2 separate regions of the Homo sapiens genome follow, and region 1 is linked to region 2. A link is an interaction called in ENCODE POLR2A ChIA-PET data of the cell type or tissue named here. Cell type or tissue: HepG2. All regions are shown on one strand. Each heading gives the region's core, and the rest is flanking DNA. Links, peaks and the distances in the headings are about the cores only. Region 1 overlaps THSD4 (thrombospondin type 1 domain containing 4). Region 2 overlaps THSD4 (thrombospondin type 1 domain containing 4).

Evidence for each region. ChIA-PET counts read pairs that join two places held together with the same protein. Peaks named below come from ENCODE experiments on the same cell type or tissue, not always from the same donor. Only the 100,000 strongest peaks of a DNase experiment are listed, where the experiment ranks them.
Region 1: POLR2A ChIA-PET joins it to region 2 with 5 read pairs; 1 of 35 experiments calls an interaction of 5 or more read pairs at or near these places.

Annotation. Positions count from the first base shown.
Region 1 is chr15:71,506,356-71,517,521 of GRCh38, forward strand. All of the region lies in intron 7 of THSD4 (thrombospondin type 1 domain containing 4), which reads left to right. The region is part of intron 2 of LOC107984716 (a long non-coding RNA gene); the gene reads right to left. Among named protein-coding and RNA genes, the nearest start is that of THSD4-AS2, 180 kb to the right of the region's middle. In HepG2, for the core only: no CTCF peak of the experiment used is centred there; a DNase peak (open chromatin) is centred at 6,216; H3K27me3 peaks cover 3,510 bases.
Region 2 is chr15:71,656,408-71,667,573 of GRCh38, forward strand. It overlaps THSD4 (thrombospondin type 1 domain containing 4), which reads left to right. Exons shown (of 18, transcript NM_024817.3): 8 at 4,123-4,327. Among named protein-coding and RNA genes, the nearest start is that of THSD4-AS2, 30 kb to the right of the region's middle. RefSeq lists an enhancer at 1-333. In HepG2, for the core only: no CTCF peak of the experiment used is centred there; a DNase peak (open chromatin) is centred at 4,904.

The DNA of each region.
Region 1 (11,166 bases), core at 1,456-9,455, 150 kb before region 2:
GGTTAAGTATTGGATTGTACTGACTCTCTCACTCTTCCTTCCCCATGTACTGTCAAGAGGAGCTTGCCATCAGCATGGCACAGAGACAGTAAATTTGTCTCCAGAGACTGACTCTACCCCGTAAGGCCCATGCCAACCAAGGCCAGGTTGTTTGCAGGTGGCCTGCTTTGTCGAACCTTTAGTCCCCTCCAGCACAAGTGCCCCACACTGACATCCCATCAGATACAAGAATGTCAACACAAGGTTATAGAAATCCATGTAATTCACACAAAACAACACGTTAAACTTTCAACTTGCGTAAAGGATCAGATGATCCCATTGTATCCCACAATTCCATTTCCACCACTTACGGCGGCCTGAAGAGCAGGTTGTCTTTCCTGGTCTGAACTGGCCCAAGGCTACTGCCATGGCAGGACCCTTCTGCCAGCTCCATGGGGTTTGTGTTTCAGGCTCAGCTGCCCTGTGAGGTGCAGCCTGTTCTGTTACAACTTGTGTTACAACGTTGCTTAGTTCACAAATAACTGGTAAAAGGTAGAATGTTATCAGTGTGCCATGCAAGTTAGTTTGGTTCATCTGTAAGTTTTCCTAGGCAGGGGGAAGTGGAATAGTGGGAGCAGAATTGAAAACTTCAACAGGACAAACACATACACACACACTCACACACAACCCAAAACTCTCAGTAGGGTGTTGCATAGGCAGGAGCCTTTTTAGATGTGTATTAGGCAAATTTAAAATGAGACATGAGCACATGCCTCGGGCTGCCCCCAGGGGAGGTCGCTGAAGCTCCAGGACTGCAGTTGGTTGTGCTTCCTCCTGTACACCTGTAATGGCTACCCCGCTGGCTCAGAGCTCTGCCTCACCGCCCTGCCCCAGCACCTGCAAGCCAGTGTGCCACTTTTTTGATGTTGTATGTTTTTAATATTCCCTGAGACAGACTCCAGAGTTCTGAGTTTCTTACTTGGGGTGTCAAATTATATTCCAGGAACCAATTTGGGTTTTCCTGGCTTCTGGTTAAAAAGCTGGACAGATTTTGAGTTGTTTGCTCTTATTTCTCTCATAAACTGCACTATTTTGTAGAACACAAGATTTTTCAGGAAGTATACTGAAAGGCCTGTACTTAGTTGTGTGTTTTTCTTTCAGCCACACTCAGATCTTCCCCTTCTGGTATGTTCTCAGCTGGAGACACTGCTCCCCGCATTGTCCCAAAGTTTGAAAGGTGGGGGCTGAGGAGAGAAGGGGAGTAGTCAGGCAGTTTCTAGCAGTTACCTCCCCACATTGCCACCTAGAACCTCATCTGCCTCCCTCTACACCCCAAGCTCCAGGAAGGCAAAGACCAAATCTTTGGACTCCATATCCTTTGTGCCTGGAGAAAAGCTTGGACTTGGTGTTGGAATGTTACTTTGAGTTGTCTTTGACAGGTATCAGAAAGCCACATGCCCTCCCCATGGAAGCAGGACCAGAATTAGACTGCAGGACTTTAGAGACAAACCCCATGAAGCTCCAAGGGGTTCATTCTAACTCAACTGAGCAAATTAACCACTTCTCCAGTTAGATCTTCTAATAACTTTTGTTGGGTTTTTCTCCTGCAGTTAGGGAATAGCAAAGTCTTCACTACCAAAAAATAAAATAAAAAGTACAATGATGCAGTAATGTCATTTGAAAATAATAGTGAAGGAAAAAGAAGTATGTGATTGAGAAAGATGCTTATGTGAGTTATGAACATTGCTAAGGGGGCGGGAGGACCACTTAATGATTCAGTGAAATGGGAACTGTCTAGACAAGTAATTCATATAGCTCATGTTGAAGCCAGCCCTTCAGGAGTTTGCACCAGAGCCCAACCTCAGCTCTACCTACTGGAGTCTCAGGGCTTTGTTTTGCCCTGGGTTAAGCCACATCACAGTTGGCTGCCAACTTTGAACAATGAGTAGCTTACCATAAGAAGCCCAGGCCTAAGGGAATTCATCTTCTCCCTCATGCCAGTTATAGTAACGGGCAGGGAAACCTGAGTCCAGCTGCCAACAGTCATTAAATGCAGAGGACTTCTTCCCCAGGTTCAGATGGTCATGGTTACCTTGGCCAGATCCTCCCTACCCAGTTTTGCCCTGCTGTCCCTCCCAAATCCCCAGAGGCAAGGGCCAAAGTCACCGCACTGAAAATCAGAGGCTGTGCCTTTCATTACCAGCTCTGCAAAGGGCCTGCGGCAGGGGGTGGGGTGGTGGGGTGTTGTGGGAGGTCATTGAACCTGTATGCTTCTCAGTTCCTCATCTGCAAAGTAAAGGGGGTGAGCTAAAGCATTTCAGTTTTCTTCTGAGTAGAGAAGTGAGATACATTTTCAGTGTAGAATTTGTAAAACACAGAAAACTATCATGTATATGTAGTGTATTTTTAGGTATTATAAATATGTTGGATCCTGCTGCTTCTCTTAACATTATATGAAGCACTTCTCCATGCATTACAAAAATTCTGTGTAAGTTTTAATAGCTACCTAAAATTTTACAACTGCTTGCTTTGAAAAATGCCTTCCAGGTCAAACATTTTAGAATTCTTTGAGCGTGATGCAAAAAGAAAAATAAAAGGATGGATTTTTTTTTTTTTTCAAAAAAGGAAGCATTTCTGAGAGAGAGGGAGGAGGCAGGTGGAATCTTTGGATACCGAGTTGTAGGAACTGGGGGGATAATTTAATCATGTTATTATTGGAAGCAGTCCTCCATGGGTTTACTCATACTCCTACATGTCATGTTAGGTATGACCAGAATATGAGGACATGATCCCCTTTACCTGACCCATTTTTCAGGACTGTGTTTTCAGTAAGCAACATTTAGAAATGAGGGAAGGCCTACCTCCAGAATGAAGAACAGGCTTGTTTATTGCTTGCTGTGAATGCAGTGCATTCCCAAGCTCAGTATTCATCCACTGCATTGCAAACACACTGCATGTGGAATATGTCTGGACCTCTCTGCATTGCCCCTGTGGACTTGGAGACAAGGGGAACCGACTGCAAACACTGATATCCATGCTACTTGCTGTGCCATGAGTAATAAAGTCCTTTGTCTCATTATCCAAGATTCTCTGCTAGTATCCATGAAACCATGATAGATTAACTCATTAGCTTGTAAGTAAGTGGAGTAAAATCAACCCCCAGGCCAAGTAATGATTACATGTTAGTTATACAATGGTAGATGAGCAGCAAGGGCATTTCGACTTCAAGAAGCAAAGCATCTAACTTAATTTTACACAGCTAGTGGCAGAGCTAGAAATCAAACCTGGGTCTGTTGGACTCCAAATCCCACATATTTTATTGGCTGCTTTCACCATACTGTATCTTGCAGGCAGTAGGAACCATTTGATATGAAATTAATAAAGAACCTCAAATGGACTCTTCATTTTAAAAAGTGGTGGATCCTAGGTAGGTGTTAAGTCTGAAGCTACTTTCCCCAGGAAAGTTTGCCATCTGTTACCTATTTGGAGAATTTCTCTACCAAGCTACCCAACTGGTTTATTTAGATTGAATGATGAAAACATTTAAATCTGGTTGTTGTAGTGTTTCATTGGCTTTAAAAAGAATTTTTTTTCTCCAGCAGGCTCTAGTGCATAACTATTGTCGATATTTTTAAAAATGAAATGAATACAGTAGGAATCATTCTAATATCCATATTGGCAGAAGTTAGAAGCTTTTCATGCTGGAACGAAGAGGAGGTAATGAATAACCCTAGAGCTGTGTGTCGCTGCTCTACTGGGGCAAGATACATTTTATTAAAAACAGAACTTTGCCCATTGGTAGAAAGTTGTTGCATTGATAGAACACCCAATGCGCTTGCCACTAGCGCTCAGCACAGTGTCTAGTGTCTGGTAAACACTCAGTAATTGGTAGATTTTATTATGACTTGGTACTCGGTAAATGTTTTCCCAGTGAATGACAGCTGTTTGTTCATCCTTCACTTATTTTGTATTTATTGAGTGCCTACTGAAAGGACAAATCTATACTAGGCACTGAGGCTACAGCTGCAAACAAGGCAAAAGTGCCTGCCCTCATGGAGCTTATCTTTCAGAGGGGAGATTGATAATAAATGCACGGACATAGAATATCAGTGACCATAGCTGCTCTGAAGAAAAGTTGAATAGGAGAAACAGGCTGGAGAGAAAGATGGTGTGAGTGGGCTCTTCTAGATTCTGTGATCAGGGAGGTCCTTGCTTGGTTAGGACGTCTACAGAGTGACCTGAATACAGCATGGGAGCAAACAGCAGGGAGATGTGGCAATGCTGCTGCCTGGATTAGGGCAAAGCATGAGATGGACCTGAAGACAAACCAGGTTTTCTTCGTAGCCCAGCCTCATGTTCTGTTACGGACCACGGTCTCTCTACAGACCTTAACTCACCTGTAGTCTGGGGATAAACCTCATGCTTAACAACAGCAGGTAGAGTCTTTGGCATTGTGAAGGATAATTAAAAGTCTCATTATTTACCTCAGATTGCCATCAAAGAAGTAGAATCATTCTTTTTGCTTGAATGTGACAGTATTGCTATATGCTAGGCTCTTATATAAGAGGATGGGTGAGCTCACGTTTGGCGGTGTGGTCGAGTGATGTTTTGTGTGAGAGGATGGATGACCTCACGTTTGGCGGTGTGGTCGAGTGATGTTTTGTATGAGAGGATGGCTGAGCTTATGTTTGGTGATGTGATAAAGAGATGTTTTGCTGTAAGGGTCAAGGGGAGAAGTCTGAGTACAGAGCAAGATAAAGAAAATGTGGCTTCTGTCTTCAGCAGAGCCAATCAAATGGAAAGGGCACCAAATAATGGGAAACAGAGAGAACAAAGAGGAAGGGGGAAGAGAGTTGGACTGTTTGTGGCCTGTGTGTGGAACTGGTAACCAAGTTGGTCTTGAGGGACGTTTTAACAGACATTTGGTATTGGACTGAGGCAGAGTTTGGGGATGTCTCCACCAGCTTCTCTTTCTCAGATTTGGTTTAGGGGCCTGAAGAAGGAATAATAGATTCTCTCCCCTGCTACAGCTGAAGTGGGGAATAAAGGTGGGAGGATTCAGAGACTTTTCAAAGGCCAAGGTGTTCACTCTGAATTGAACACCACAGATTTTTGTTGTTGTTTTTCCTTCCTCCCAGGAAAAAGGAAAAAGATTTACTTTCACTACAAATATTTAAGGATCTGTTGAGTTCATTTTCACAAAAGAATTAAAACGTGGGAAAACCAAATTTCCCCCCTCCCACTGCTTTTGTTTTGGCTTTTGCTTAATTTTGTAACATTAATTCTTTGATCCTTCCAACCACAAATCATTTAAGTGACTTTGATTAAGTAATCACTTAACTTCCCAAATTCTTTGTATCATGATTGTATTTCTTGTCATATTTTATACAATTATAATGAGGTTTTACAAAGCAGGTTCAGATGCCAGCGCACCTGGGCTCCTCCTGGCGCACTGCGATTTAAAGCAAGTTATTTCACCTCTCAGGGCTTAGCTTTAGCATCGATAAGAAAAGCTTGGTATTTAATACACATCCCCCACAGAGACGGTGTCGGGAATTTTATTCAGTTAGTGTTTATAAAGGATCTTTATTGGCAACCCTAGGGAGGGTGATATACATGAATATTTTAATATGCAATGAACAATCTGCTGTTTGGGCCATCTAGGCAATGTTATGTAATGACCTATTATTTTGGCTTCATATCCCCTACAGAGACCTTTCTCTGGCTTCTCTGGAGACCGAGTTTTGTTGTTATCCCAGCAGCTAAGAAATCAGGGGGTAACCGCCCAGGCTGAACACATGGCAAATTCTATGCCTAATGTGTTCTTCTTTGGTGTGGAGGTTCCGATGATGTCTGCACAGGCCTGGGCAGCAACTTCCAATGTTTTGAGGGTTAATGCAAATCTGTGAAATACGAAACCTCCAGTGTAGCTCACAGGTTTTCTCAAAAATGCTAGCAAATTACCCTTAATTTTGCTCACTGTACAGCTTTATTAGGAGTACTGGTTGACTCCCACTGAGATTTATGCATTGCTGCATTGCAAAGGTTGAACCACTTCAGCCCGGCAGCGTTTTCCTGTGACCCCTGCGTTTACAATAACTATTAAAGACGACAGTAAAACATATATAATGGACATGGTTCAAATATTTCCCACTGCTTCTGAAATGATTATTTCTCCACAAGAGCAAAAGACCAGTGAAATCTGGGCTTAAGGCGAGGCAGCAACAAAAACCACGGGTTTTTAAGTTTAAGCTAATATTTAACATAGGATAAGGACTACTGGTAAATATTGATTTATCTTCTCTCCTATTCCCCTGGGGGCTTAATCTCGCCGCTCAGAACATTAAACAATTGTTTATTTTTCCACCAGTATTATAAAAACAATACTAGAATTCTTTTCCTTTTTTTTCTTTTTTTTAAGAAATAAAAAGTATCCAGTATCCCAGCAGGACAGAGCAACTGCGTAAGTGTTGAGTGAAACATCCATACGAGAGTAGGGCTTGTGGTAGCTCTGTTTTTTACAGGGACTTGCTTCTTTGCCTGGTCAGGACACAGATTTTTAGCTGCAATAATACTTGAAGGAGTTCTTTTAACTCTAGAAAATGAAAACATACATCTTGGTGCAGGAAGCTCAAAACCCAGTGTTTTACGAATAAGGAAATCAACAGAGATCAGAGCAAAGAAATTGATCCAAAATTTAAGCAAGGGCTCAGGAATGATAATCATGACACAGCTGATGAGTAGTGTTGAAGAAGATGCAGAATCAGAGGAATCTCATGGGAGACCAGACATCCACACACCACTTCTAGAGGCTTTCCAAGATGGCGTGAGCCGAGAGCTTCCTGTCATCTCTGTACTTAGGAAATGTGCCATCCTTGCATTGCCCTTAGCCTCAGTTTTACTGTTCCTTGTACATAGCGGGATTGTTACTTCCATCAAGCAAAGCAGTCCTTAAGTTTCATAGACTGTTACAGCATTGTCTAATTGGCTCCTCACCCTGTTTCAGATAGGTTAGGAAAGTATCTTTAAAACCACTTTATATGTCAAAGGACTTGTATTTAGAATATGGAAAGAACTCAATAAGACTAACAACTTAATAAAATGGGCAAAAGGCTTAAATTGACATTTAGCAAAAAAGATATATGAAGGGCCAATAATTACATGAAGGTGGTCAACATCATAAATCATCAGGAAAATGCAAACGAAAACCTCCTTGCAGAACCACTAATGCTACTTTATTCTCAATACCAAGGTGAGGATGAGAGACTGAAACACTCACACATTGCTGATGGGCGTGTAAAATGGTACAACCACTTTGGACAACTGACCCAGCAATGAAATTGCTGGGTATTTACTCAGGAGAAATCAAAATACAGACACAGAGGACTTGAACATGAATATTATTAGCAGCTCTATTCGTAGTAGCTCAAAACTGGAAACAACGCAAACATCTATCAATAGGTAAATAGATAAGTTGTGGCTTCTGCATGCAATAGATATACTCAGCAACAAAAAACAAACTATTGATTCAACACCATGGATGAGTCTCAGAAACATTATGTTGATCAAAAGAAGCCAAACACACAAGAATTGATCTGTAACATTCCATTTATATGCAGCTCTAGGAGAGGTGGAACTATGATGATGAAAGTCAGAAAGTAGTTGCCTCCATTTAGGGAAATTGACTTACTTGTTTACTTGCTTTATTTAGGGAAATTGACTTACTTGCTTAAGTAAATGGGTGAGCCAGTGCTTGAACTCAGGCCAACAGATCTCAGGGCTAGGGCCCCACTGGCTACATCACACTCTCTCAGCATAGAAGGAAGGTGAGGAAGAACGAGGCACAGCAGCTGGGGAGCAGAAGGAAGGCAGGTAAGGTATCAGGAGAAAGGAAAGGCAGAAGTCACTGAGGTCACATTTCTGTCCTGGGCATAAGGCTCATAATGGCACCTGTGATGGAAAGAGGCCCTTCCATCGTGGCCACCTGCAGAAGTAATTAGGAGGGCTTGACAGATGTGGGAGAGAGAAGCATCATCATCCAACTGGTGGAGCCTGCCAGTAGAGAAGGTATTAAAGTTATTCTCTTGTTGGTATCCAAATGGGATTTTTATCATCATAGTCCCACCTCTCCTAGAGCTGCATATAAATGGAATGTTACAAATCAATTCTTGTGTGTTTGGCCTCTTTTGATCAACATAATGTTTCTGAGATCCATCCATGGTATTGAATCAGTTTGTTTTTTGTTGCTGAGTAAACAATAAACTTGTTTTATTCGTAAGATCTTTTAAAAATTCTTCATGACATAATTAATACATATACACTGCAGAAAGAAAATATACATAAAAGAAGAAAAAATAAAACCTCCTATGGTCTTATTATCCCGTGATAATCTCTGATCTTTGTTTTTGTTTTTCAGTAAATAAAAACATTTTAAACAAAAATGGGATCATATACTATACGTGCTGTTTTATAATATGCCTTTTAAACAACATATCAGTGAACATTTCTCTCTATCAGAGGGTATAATTTCTATTGGATACATAACATCCTATGGGTGGATATATCCAAATTTTGTTTAACCAAACCTCTGCTACTACATATTTAAATTGTTTCCAGTTTTTAGTTACTACCTACTACCCCCTACAAGAGAACATCTTGAACATAACACATTTGCTCACTTTTTTTCAGTATTTCCTCAAGGAAAACTCTAGAAGTGGAAATTCTAGGTCAAATGGTTTGGACATCCTTAAGGAATTTAATACATATTGTCAATTATTGTTTTTGAAATGGTTTTAGCAATTTACATTCTCACCAGCAGTGAATGAATGTGTTATTCTGTGTCACCTTAACAGGTGGACTATAACTTTCGTCCCTGTGCTAAGTACTACCTCTTTTCATTGAAGCACCTGTCAGGATTAGAAATTAACCTTTGATGTTGTCTAGCTCCATCTCCCAAGCAATGGCTGAATTCCCTTTTGGATTCTGCTAGTTTGAAATGAAAACCATTTCTTTAAAAATGTTAATTTGAAAACATGATTGATGTTTGAGTGTAGTAGAAAAATTGGAGGAGCCAGAAACAGAAGTGATCCTGGGGTCAGAGTACCTGGGTTTCAGGGCTGGCCGCGTCCTTGTCTGTAGTTGTGTAATCACCAGCAAGTTGCTGACGTACCCTGCCTGGGTCTCTGTGTCCCCATGTCTAAGACAAGGGGATTGAGGGGGGCTCAATCTCTACATTGTCTTTAGTTATGACATTCAATAAATCTTCGGCTATTTAAAGCATTCCTTTCAAGGGCTGGGCTTGTAAATTAAGCGTGGCAGGCCTTTGAAATGCAGCTTGTGTGGGAAAGGAAACAAACCCAGCAGCTAGTTTGCTGCTGGATCAGAATTCGATGTTCTTTGTGAAGTAATAAATTGTGTCTTGGCTCCTGGATTGTTCCAGGTTGCCTCGGGTTTCACGGAAGTGGCTTTTTCAGGAATGGTTCCCATTGCCGGAAAGTGGGTGTTAATTTGTGCCTTGGCTATTTTTCAGGGCACATTCTGGCAAAATCCTGGCATCTTTTTCAGAGGATCAGCAGATGTAATGACCTGGGGGTTGCTCCCCTTGCAAGAGGACACATGCTCTATGTTAATACCCCAAATCAAGCCTATAGTCAGAGGCCTAGGTTTTATAATAGAGCACTTATCCTGGGCATGCCAAGGGTTTTTGACCAAGTGGAAACACTTTGGGACATGTACCACAGGAAACAGGACAGCGGAATGCTTAGTAATGGTTAGCATTTCTAAATAAAGTATCTGCTCTCCACTGAAATGGGGTACAGGTGGTGTCCTGGAAGAGGAGAGGAAGCTAATGGAAGTGAAGAAAGAATAAAATAGAATAACATCTGTGTTTGGTGCTCCACAGCTTGCAGCCTACATTAACATACTTTATTTACTCTACACAATGTCCCCAGGATATCATCATTGCCATTTTGTCCCAATTTACCACCGAGCAAATGCAAGGGTTGGAGTGTTGGTCGTGAGTGGCCCAATCACCTCTGCAACAACCTCACGGCTTGGCTTAAAATACCGTAAATCCCTGCTTCCTTGGCAGATCTTCATAGTCTCATACCTCCTTTCTCTTCTATGACAATTGAAAAATTACTTTTTTCTTACTCTTTGAGTCCATAGTCATAAATTCAAGTCATTTGCCAATCTTCAGTATAATGCAATTGGAAAACATTGTCTAGTCTAGTATTTCCCAGACTTTAATTTTTAAAATTATTTTCAACTTTTATTTTAGTTATTTGCACACTGTCTTCACAATTTATGCCACATCTGTGTGCCACCTGTACCATTATTTACATTATTTGTTTTCAGACAAATTACAATTTCACTTTTTTCTTGCTCTAAGAACTCTAGTAACTGAAATCATTAGTTTGATGTACCAGTTATAGTTTTCTAATGTATGCTATCACATAGCTGTTAAAATCTTGTGTTCATTTTTTGTAGTACATAATATATCTCACTTCTCCCTTTGATATACACACTATACTCTGAGGAATTAATTTAAATGAAATAAAATTTCAAAATTCAGTTTCTTGGTTGAGTTAGCTGCATTTTAAGTGTCCAGTTGACACATGTAGCTTAACGGCTGCCATATTGGGCAGGGCAGACTAGAACATTCTGTCATCCCAGGAAGTTCTATCAGACAGACTCTTCCTAAGGTTTGTCCAGGGCACTTAAAGCAGCAGACATTTCACTGCTTTCATTAGCCTAAGCTAGACTAACATACAAGATTATCAAAAGAAAGGTGAATTAATTTAAGAACTGCTACCAAAAATGTCAGATAATAGTTTCTTTCATTGACCACTGTCCAAGTAAGCAGCAAGACAAGTCAAAGCATCTGATTTGATAATGGATCACTTCAGTCTGCTCTAAACCAGCTCTCTCTCAGGGCTGTCTCTTCTTCCATCCCCGCCACTCCCATTCTCCCCTTCTCTCCTTCCCAGTCCATGTCTCTCTTCAGTGTGTGTCTGTGTTTTCGCTTTCATGCTTCTTCTTCCTCTTGCTTCACCTGTGTGTCCTAACCTCACTTTCATTCTAGCCCTCAGTCCTTTCTCTCCCTTTCTGCCTATTTTACCTTCCCAACCTTCTGAATCTCCCTCATTCAAAATTTAAGTATATTTGGATTTTGTTTTGTAAATTCTT
Region 2 (11,166 bases), core at 1,122-9,121:
CAGGAAGATGGGCTAGAATATGTATTCACACACTGTGTATAAAGTATAATGTTAAAAGAGCCAGTGTAAGAGAGATACATAATGGGGTTGGTCCCTCTTAATCCTGCAAGAGGAGAAAGCCAGAGTCACTTCTAGGCCAGGCCCTCTCCAGGCTTCATGGTAACTATGCTTTGAACTTGTTCCTCTGCACCTAGGTCACTGTCACGATCTACTCCTTCAACAAAGCTAGAACCCTCAACACGACCTCCGATCCTTTGACCTCCGACTTTTACCTAATGGTTAAAAACATGGACTTTGATTTGGGGCCTTGCTTTAAATCCAAGCTCTATCTATTATTAGCATTTTAGCCTTGGGCAAATTAACCTGTCTTCTAAGTCTTAGTTTCCTATAAATTTCAGCAATCTCACAGATGGCTTTTTAGGATTAAATGGAAAAACATATATGTTTCCGAGGACCTAGAAGATAGTAAAGACTGTAAATGTTAGACATGATAATGTTGAGGAAGATGGCAAGGAGGAGGATGAGGACAGTCAGAAAGGCCTGTTCATTTTGCATCCTAAGCATCTCTCAAATCCCTTCACGCCATCCCCAGTCCCCTCATTCAGGCTGGGATATTGCAACATCCTCCAGACTTTATGTACCCAATTGTTAATTATCGACTTTCTAAAGGAGATTTGATCCTGTCCAGCACGACATAGAGCATGCAAGCGTTCCTCATGGCCTGATAGCTTGTGATTCTCTATGTGTATGTCTGATTGCTCCTGTTAGACTCAGATTCCCAAAGTCAGGACCTGTGTCTGATTCAGCTTGGGATTTTCCAGGCAGCCTTTTCAGTGTAGTCACTCAACAATATCAGTGATGAAATGCATCTTTACGTGTTTCGATCTTGTCATGGCAGGTCCTTCATGTCATTCAGATCCTAGTCCAGAGGTCATTCCCCAGCCATGCCCTCCTAGACATCTAGTCCAATTCTTCCCTCATTACATCATCTGATCTTCACAACAGCCCTGTGCAGGAGAAGGGACAGTTGTCATGTGTGTAATTTGCCCTTGGCCTCAGCTAAATATTAAGGTCTTGAATATGTGTTGTCTGCCTAGTTCTCATTCTGGAGTTGTCCCTCTTGCTTTGTGAAGTAAAGGAGAGATATTTGGTAACTCCATGGGAACTCAGTCTCTTAGAGGCCTGGGTAGCCACTAGAACACTGAAGAGTGCTCCTAGTATGTTCTAAGGAAGCTATTGATCATGGCTCCCGGTAGACAGGCTGTCACCTTTAGTTCTTGGCATCCTTGTGCAGCCGCATGCTTCACTGAAACCAACCTCCAGGCTACTTCGACATCTACCAGGAAAAACTCTTGCAGCCTTTCCTTCCCATGTCTAGATTGATCCAGAGCAACCATGCTCTGCAGGAAATCTGGTGGGGGTGTGTCCATCAAACTGTGCAGAGCATTTTCATATAATGTCTGATTCACAAGATCAAATAACATTTTGTCTGTGTCTGTGGTTATCTGAAGCTATCCATGCTAGTGTAATTTCCTTGTGATAGTTCCATTCTAACTGGGCTGGGGCTGAGGATTAATGTGATTAATGTGACGTCTGTCCCATCTTTGGCGACTCTCATTCATTCTTGAAATATCTCTGACACCCTAGTTACAGGAGAGGGACTCACTGGACGGTTCATTGTCTCCACTCTAGGTAAGGCCCGCTCCACACTGCAGTCATTGTTACCACCGAAAAGCAAGTCTGAGCATGGCTCTCCCCTTCTCCAGACATCTGGGGGTTGCTGATGCCATAGGATGAAAATCTAATTCTTCAATCTGGCAAACAAGATTCTTGACAAGTTCCGCTGAACTCTCCAGCCTCGTATTATCCCTCCCAGCAGGCTTGCACTTCAGCCGTGTCATTCTGTGTTCTTTCCTACCTGTGTACACATTGTTCCCTTTAACAGAAGGACCCCTATGAGAATGAGCTCAGTCTGGACAAGTCGAGTCCAGGGGTAGCAGCAACAGACTGGAGGTTGGGAAGGGAGGGAGTGTGAGATGTCACTAGACAGGGCAGGCAATGGGTGTTGACCACCTCTCCTGTCTACCTTCCCCCTTGATGACAGTCAGAGGCATCTCCTTGATTCAGTTGGAATCTTGCCTTGATAACATGGGTTCTACTATTCAAAACCCCTGTTGATGGTGACATTTTTGTTGTTGTTGTTTCAAAGCAAGGGAGAATTCAAGGGGGGTGGGGCTATGGAAATCACACATGGAAAACATATTCCTTATTTTTTCTGCTAAAATGTGCGTGGGGCAGATTGAGAAGGATTTGAGGGAGGAGAAATACATAGCAAACATGGCATTTGGAAAGGCTAATTGGATGTGGATGAGCATATTGAGATGATGTTCTATTACTGTCAGAGATAATGTTTTACAGAGATGCTATTTGTGAAGAGAGACCAGTCATTATTGATGGGTCAATGTGCGCTTGGGAATATGGAAGCAATAATGCCCAAGGGCAGTGCCTGCAGAAAGGTTTCAATCAGGCATGCAACTAGAGGGGAAGGAATGGGCACCTTTTGATTTGACTCTGCCCACAGGATTTGACCTATAGGACCTACCTGAAGAGACCCAGGGTTGCATAACAAAATCAAAAGTGGACTTTGACTGGTTTGCTGCTCACTTTGTCCTAGAGATGTGGTCTGATTATTGCACTTAGAATTCAAGAAAGAGGACAAGCCTGTGATTTGGAGAATATGTGTCTCAAGAATTAGAATACCATTCTGATTTCAAGTATCTTTCCATATCCTCATGACCCAGTGAATAATCCTGTACTCACAATATTTCATTGTCCAAACCATAATCTACCCACTTCCATCTGCTCATGGAAAAGTGACAGAATTCTTTGTTCAGAACATGAGTCCCAATTTTAGATTCAGGAAACATGATCCTGAGCCCTGTGAGGTCAGGAGTGGAAAGCTTCAGAAGTAGAAAAAGATTTTGTGAAGATCATTCCATTTTGTTCCAAAGTTTAATTTTTGGTTTTTTTAAAATAGGGCCTGCTCTGTTGCCCAGGCTGGAGTACAATGATGCAATCACTGTAGCCTCATACTCCTGACCTCAAGTGATCCTCCCACCTTAGCCTCCCTGAGTAGCTGGGACTACAGGTGTGTGCCCTCGCACCTGGTTAATTTTTTACTTTTTGTAAAGACTGGATCACACTGAGTTGCCCAGGCTGGTCTCAAAGTCCTAAGCTCAAGCAGTCCTCCTGCCTCAGCCTCCTAAAGTGCTGAGACTACAGACATGAGCCACCATGTCTGGCCCAAAGTTTAATTTGTGTGTGCGACATAAAATGGTCCCAACGGAAACATGAATGAGGAGGGAGAGATAAAGCAAAAAGATCTTAGAATGAGTAATGGGAAGATTCCTTTTGTCGGGGGAGGGAATTCAGGAAAGTCAGAATTCCTTTATACACTGATGAGACCAGCTCTACAGACAGCACTCTGTGGTTTAGCAGGTTATGATCTCGTTTGTTGATGATTCTGGCTCTTGCTTACCTTCATCCTTCTGCTCTGGGAAAAGTGCTCTGGGGTAACCAAGGAAAAGTCCTGCTTCTGAGGCCTCTAGAGCCACAGTTACCAGTTAGAGGTTCAGCTCCCAAACCATTTAATTTCCTAAGAAACTGGTCCAGGGAACACTACTTTTGGAGGTACTTTGCTAAGAGTAGCATCTATAAGAAGACATGAGGGCAAACTTCAGTTTCAGATGTGGCACTTGTCATGATTCCAGAGAGATTCTTTATATAAAAATCCCAGCACAGACCATCCTCTCCCCTTCCAGAGTCCAACGGGGATTTTCAGAACAACTTCACTGTACAACCTGTTTAAGTAAATTTCTAGCACCCTACATCTTCCCTAGTCTTTTTCCCAGTGTTATTTTTCTCCTGATCATTTACCACCACCAAACAAACTCTGTTTTATTTACTTGTCTGGTTTACCGTCTGTGGCTCCCACCCCACTCCTAGAATATACATTTCGTAAATAGCTAGAAAAGAAATTTCTTGCCCAGGGATCTTCTCCCTTCCTTCCTCTGCATGCTCCTGATACATACTATGAGTCTTTTGTTTTCTGTCTTTTTGCAGAGCATTGGCTGTGATGACTACTTAGGCTCCGACAAAGTCGTGGACAAATGTGGGGTGTGTGGAGGAGACAACACGGGCTGTCAGGTTGTGTCGGGCGTGTTTAAGCATGCCCTCACCAGCCTGGGCTACCACCGCGTCGTGGAGATTCCCGAGGGAGCCACGAAAATCAACATCACGGAGATGTACAAGAGCAACAACTATTTGGGTAAGCTTGGTCTTTTTCCAGAGAAAACCGTCTGTCCCTGCCAGATGATGTATTCCTTCAGAACTGTGAGATAGACACAGCAGTGTCCGAGAGTCCCGGGGCATGCAGGCAGTGCCCCTGGGGAATGTCAAAGTACCACCTGGCCTGCGCCTTGAAATGAGAAGCTTGAGTGGAGAACGTTAAAAAAAAAGTCCTTCTTGCAGATAAATACTTAATATCTATACATTTAAACCAGCCTTTGCTTTTCCCAAGAGAAACATGGTTATAAAGTGGATAACAGCCCAAATTATTGCTCTGAGATGGGAGAAGCTCTTTGCAAAGCGCGGAGACCAGCCAGTGTTTGTTCTGTTGGGATTTGAGGTGGCCAGGGACAATTGATCCTATCTATACCTTCACTCCCTGGAGGTCTAAAGCGAAGCCATTTTTCTCTTCTTTCTGCCTCATCTGCCTGGGGCAGCAGACCTATACATAGTAGTGTGCATGTCTTCTGAAAAGCTGTGGAATCCTCCAGCAATCATTTTGGGCAACATCATCAATACTGAGAGGCCAATTTTAACCCATTTTTCTACAAAAGATCTTTGTTGATACTTCCTTCTGGACTTTGGAGCTATTTGCATTCCATCTGATAAAAACCACAAGCCAATCGAACACATTATTTATTTATTTATTTTTTTTTTTTGAGACAGAATCTTGCCCTGTCACCCAGGTTCGAGTGCAGTGGTGCGATTTTTGCTCACTGCAGCCTCCGCCTCCCAGGTTCAAATGATTCTCCTGCCTCAGCCTCCCGAGTAGCTGGGACCACAGGCGTGCACCAACACACCCAGTTAATTTTTGTATTTTTAGTAGAGATGGGGTTTCACCATGTTGGCCAAGCTGGTCTTGAACTCCTGGCCTCAAGTGGTCTGCCCACCTCGACCTCCCAAAGTGCTGAGATTACAGGCATGAGCCACCACGCCTGGCCTTGAACAAATTACTTTTTATGAATTTCTAATAGATGTAAGCATGTTTAAATCAGTTAACAATATAAGGGAGCCATTTGTTTAATGAATAGCTATATTCATTTTTATCTTTTAATTATTTATTGAACAGGAACTTACCTAAAACAAACTATGTGTCAGGCACTATTCTTAATGTGTTGCAAGCATTCAATCTTTGAATTCTCTCAACAGGGAAAAGAAGCTATTCCCATCCCCACTTTACATGTAAGAAAGCAGGCACAGAGAGATTATGTACCTTGCCAAGCTCACCATACCATAACGAGGTGGAGCTGGGGTTCAGACCAGGCAGTCTAGCTCCAGGTGTAGTAGCCTGTCAAGAGATGATACCCATGGGCAGTCTCAGAACCTAAGTTCCTCTGGTGTGCCACTGGCCGTGCAGCAGTCAATGGCTGCAGCACTTGAAAGACTATTAAGTCTGCAACTTTCAAATATCAGGATCACCCACAAGTTAACTCCAGACTCGGGAACTCCATATTCTACAGCTCTTCCATCCCCATCTAGTCAAATGCAGCCAAAACTAAGTGGTTTTACGGGGGGGGAGGAGGAAGGGATGGCAGATGGGACTCAGAGACAAACCCAATCAAAGAAAAACTGTTCAATTTGCTTTGACAAAACCCAGGAGCCACCAGAGTGTCAGAAAACCTAGTTTCCCAGTGAGTGCTTTGTATATTCTTTTTAATACTGAAAAATAGTGTTTGTGTGTTTCCTCCTTTCTTTTGTACTGCTATGAGATCACATCTCCATAAACATCCTGCCTCCTAGAATGGGAAATGTTCTTCTGGGGATTATTTGAATTGTGATTGTGTTCAGATGTACCGGCAAACAATGCCACTTTTTATTAGCTTTGTGTTGCTTTTAGTACATTTTCCCTGGCTATAGTTAGTTGTATTCAGTAAGCAGTTTTCAAGCTGTGCCCCCTGAATAAAAAATAGACATTCTGGGTGAATATCTACTGGATGTCTGAATGGAGGAAGCTCTCGGAGGCTTGTTGTTTTCATCTGGAGTATGGGAATAAGAATCTTCACCTTATAAGTAGTCATGCGATTCAATAGGATACAGATATTTCAGACTCGGCAGAGCCCCTGACACCTATTAGGCAGTTGACAAATGTTCATTGCCTTTCTTTTGTCTCAGAGAGATTGTCAGTTTTGATTCCATCAAAATTGTGGAATAAACATTTCCTCTTTCCTTAAAAAAGATGAAGGGAAGGCAGAGGGAAAATGGAGTCAGTGAGGGGCGGGCAGGGAGGTTCATGTCTGTAAGCCCAGCGCTGTGGGAGGCCAAGGCAGGAGGACTGCTTGAAGTCAAGAGTTCACGACCAGCCTGCGCAACATCAAGTGAGACCCCATCTCTACAAAAAAATTTAAAAATCAGCCAGATGCGGTGACACATGCCTATAGTCTTAGCTACTTGGGAGGCTTAGGCATGAGGATCACTTGGGCCCAAGAGGTCAGGGCTGCAGTGAGTTGTAATCGTGCCACTGCACTCCAGCCTGGGCAATAAAGCAAGACACTATATCAAAAAAAAAAGAAAAAGAAAAAAGTCAATGGAGAGGTGATTCAAAAAGTCAAGTTCAACTTCCTATGCCCAAAGATCAGTGGGGTGCACATGAAATCGGTAGCGTCCATGAAAATATTACATAAGGTCCCGTGTGTGAAGGAGAGAGAGCAGAAACAAAAGAGCAGGCTCTAATGAAAGCAGATTCCAGAGATGACGAACAGAGATTCCTTCTAGAGCACTTACGTCACCTGGGGTGCTTTGTGTATTCTCTTTTTAAAAAATTGATCTATAATTCACATGCCATAAAATTCATCCTTTTGAAGTGTACGTTGGTTACGGCCCTTTTCTCTTCACAGGTGTTCTCTTTACCAAACCCACTATTCCTGCTCTGTGAAGTCTGTATATTTTAAAAGTAAATATACATGAGATTGCTTGAGATCATGTAGAAACCACTACCAGGTGTATCTAGCTATTTTGAACTCTTCGACGGCTATTTTTTACATTGTACATTGTCAAACACTGAAACCTTTTTCAAAGAGATATGTGGTAGGTTTCTCCATAATTCTCTAGGTAACAATGAGGGTTCTGGTTTTCTTACCTTGTGAGTTCTGGCTATGAAAACTGTATTTTCTGTAAAATTTGACTTGATACACAAAATTTACTCAGCTATTTGCATAAGTTTGATCTGCAGAATAAGCAATATAAAGGAAATGAATACTTCACATTTGTATCATTGCTTTCAAGATTCCAGAACTTTTTTTTTTTTCCGAGACAGAGTCTCACTCTGTCGCCCAGGCTGGAGTGCAGTGGCGCCGTCTCAGCTCACTGCAAGCTCTACCTCCCGGGTTCACGCCATTCTCCTGCCTCAGCCTCCCGAGTAGCTGGGACTACAGGCGCTCACCACCATACCCGGCTAATTTTTTGTATTTTTAGTAGAGATGGGGTTTCACCGTGTTAGCCAGGATGGTCTCGATCTCCTGACCTCGTGATCCGCCCGCCTCAGCCTCCCAAAGTGCTGGGATTACAGGCATGAGCCACCATGCCCAGCCAAAGATTCCAGAACTTTTACAACTTTATTTTTTTTTAGTTTCCTGTTGTTTCCAGAATTACCTTTAGTTATTTGTCATGCAAATAAAACTTTCCCTGTGAAATATTTGGTATTTTTTTAAATAACTGATTCCCCAGTAACAATAGAAAATAGATTTCTATGAAAAAGGCAGACTTGTATTTATTAATGCTGAAGCTGATGATTTAATCACCTCATTTAATCTTATTTTTTACTTTTATTTTAGCTTCAGGTGTACATGTGCAGGTTTTTATATAGGTAAAATCACGTCACTGGGGTTTTTTGTACAGATTGTGTCACCCAGGTACTAAGCCTAGTATCCAATAGTTATTTTTTCTGATCCTTTCCCTCCTCCCACCCTCAAGTAGGCCCTAGTGTCTGTTGTTTCTCTGTGTGTGTCCATGTCTTCCATCATTTAGCTCCCACTTGTAAGTGATAGCATGTGGTATTTGGTTTTCTGTTCCTGCGTGGTTTTCTAAGTATAATGATCTCCAGCTTCACCCATGTTCCTGCAAAGGACATTGTCTTATTCTTTTTATGGCTGCATACTATTCCATGGTGTATATGTACCACATTTTCTTTCTCTCATCTGTCATTGTTGGGCATTTAGGTTGATTCCATGTCTTTGCTATAATGAATAGTGCTGCAGTGAACATATGCATGCATGTGTCTTTATGGTAGGATGATTTACATTCCTTTGGGTATATACCCAGTAAGGGATTGCTGGGTCGAATGGTAGTTCTGTTTTTAGCTCTTGGAGGAATCACCACACTGCTTTCCACCATAGTTGGAAAATATTTACATTTCCAGCAACAGTGTATAAGTGTTTCCTTTTCTCCATAACCTCGCCAGCATCTGTTCTTTTTTGACTTTTTATTAATAGCCATTCTGACTGGTGTAAGATGGTATCTCATTGTGGTTTTGATTTGCATTTCTCTAATGATTAGTGATATTGAGCTTTTTTGCATATGCTTGTTGGCCATACATACGTCATCTTTTGAAAAGTATGTCTTCTGTTCATGTCTTTTGCCCACTTTTTAATGGGGTTGTTTTTTTTTCCGTAAACTTGTGAAAGTTCCTTATAGATGCTGGATATGAGACCTTTGTCTGATGTATAGTTTGCAAATATTTTCTCCCATTCTGTAGGGTATCTGTTTACTCTGTTGACAGTTTCTTTTGCTGTGCAGATGCTCTTAAGTTTAATTACATCCCATCTGTCAATTTTAGCTTTTGTTTCAATTGCTTTTAGCATCTTCATCATGAAATCCTTGCTAGTTCCTGTGTCCAGAATGGTGTTACCTAGGTTGTCCTCTAGGGTTTTATAGTTTTGGGTTTTACATTTAAGTCTTTAATCTATCTTGAGTTGATTTTTATATATGGTGTAAGCAAGGGGTCCAGTTTCAATCTTCTCCATATGGCTAGCCAGTTCTCCCAGGACCACTTATTGAATAGGGAGTCCTTTCCCAATTGCTTGTTTTTGTCAGCTTTGTCGAAGATCAGATAGTGGTAGGTGTGTGGCCTTATTTCTGGGCCTTATTTCTCTATTCTGTTTCACTGGTCTATGTGTCTGTTTTTGTACCAGTACCACTCTGTTTTGATTACCGTAGCCCTGTAGTATAGTTTAAAGTCAGGTAACGTGATGCTTCCAGCCTTGTTCTTTTTGCTTAGGATTGCCTTGGCCTTTGGGGCTCTTTTTTTGATCCATATGCATTTTAAAATAGTTTTTTCTAGTTCTGTGAAGAATTTCATTGGTAGTTTGGTAGGAATAACATTGAATCTGTAAATTGCTTTGGGCAGTATAGCCATTTTAATGATATTGGTTCTTCCTATCCATGAGCATGGAATGTTTTTCCATTTGTTTATGTCATCTCTGATTTCCTTGAGTGGTGTTTTGAATTAAAATTTCAGAGATCTTTCACCTCCCTGGTTAGCTGTATTCCTAAGTATTTTGTTCTTTTTGAATTACCTCATTTTAAATGATTTTTTAAGCCCTCAATATTTAAATGAGCATCCCTAGGATTCTCTTTTTTTAACTTTTAAGTTAAAGGTACAAGTGCAGGTTTGTTACATAGTTAAACTTGTATTATGGGGGTTTGTTGTACAGATTATTTCATCACCCAGGTATTAAACCTAGTACCCCTAAGTTATTTTTCCTGATCTTCTCCCTCCTCCCACCCTAGGCTTCTCAGTTAATAACAGTAGTCATACCACACATATATAATACTTCAGTCTCCAAAGCATTTTCACATACATGGCCTTCTGATCTTTAACACTGGACATTATTTATTAATACTTTGCTTATTCCAAAAAGCTTTAGACGTACTAAAACTTACTATTAATACTTTGCTTATTTCAAAATGCTTTAGACTTACTAAAACTTACTGAAGGTATAATTATAGAGTTAAGATATGAAAATTAAAATTTAAAACTTAAAAACTAAATAGAAAACGGAGGCATGTATTCCAGAAACCTTGGCTGATATATTTATAGTGATGGTACATTAAAGTTAACTCTGAGTTTCTGGCTTAATTTAGTTTGACCATCAAGGCCTAGCCTACTAGACTCAGATTCTGAAGGCTTTGGGTCTGGCCCCTTCCCAGCCATAACTCCTAGGAGGAGTGGCCTATGTAGAGCTGGGGGAAGAGGCCAACTCACCACAATGCTTACTCTTGTCTCCAAGCAAAGCTAGAGAAATCATAACATTTAATGGTGCACATATTTCAGGAGATAAGATGTTTATTCATCTCATTTGGGGTTATACACCAATGAAACTCTGCAGACTTGAGCTCCAAATTTCTGTTTATTTGAATTTGTTTACATGCTCCAAAATATAGACTGTTTCATGAGTTCTAGAGTCCTAAATTTTTTTAAATGGGAAAGACTTTAGAACTCCTGTATCTATTGTAAGCTATGAATTCTCCTTTTGTATGTGAATTATTCTGAACTCTGCCATTTGGGGAAAAAAAAGTTTATTTAAATGATTGACATTTTGTATTACTTGCCTTTTTCTTAATAAAAGATATTGTAAAATTATTTTAGCTGAAATATCAAAGTTTGGCATAGTTCAGTCAGTTCAGTTTACTAATGTCATTATGCAACAGTTAAGAAATCAGACATAAAAGCATACCAAGCACAAATTGATTATACAAGACATGTACCACCTGCCAACATGTTAGATTGTCATAGAGTTTTAGACTTGGAAGGAATTTTTAAAGATCTGTAAACTTTCAAAAATAAACTGGCAGTATTCTTACTTTTAAGCATGTTCTCCTAAA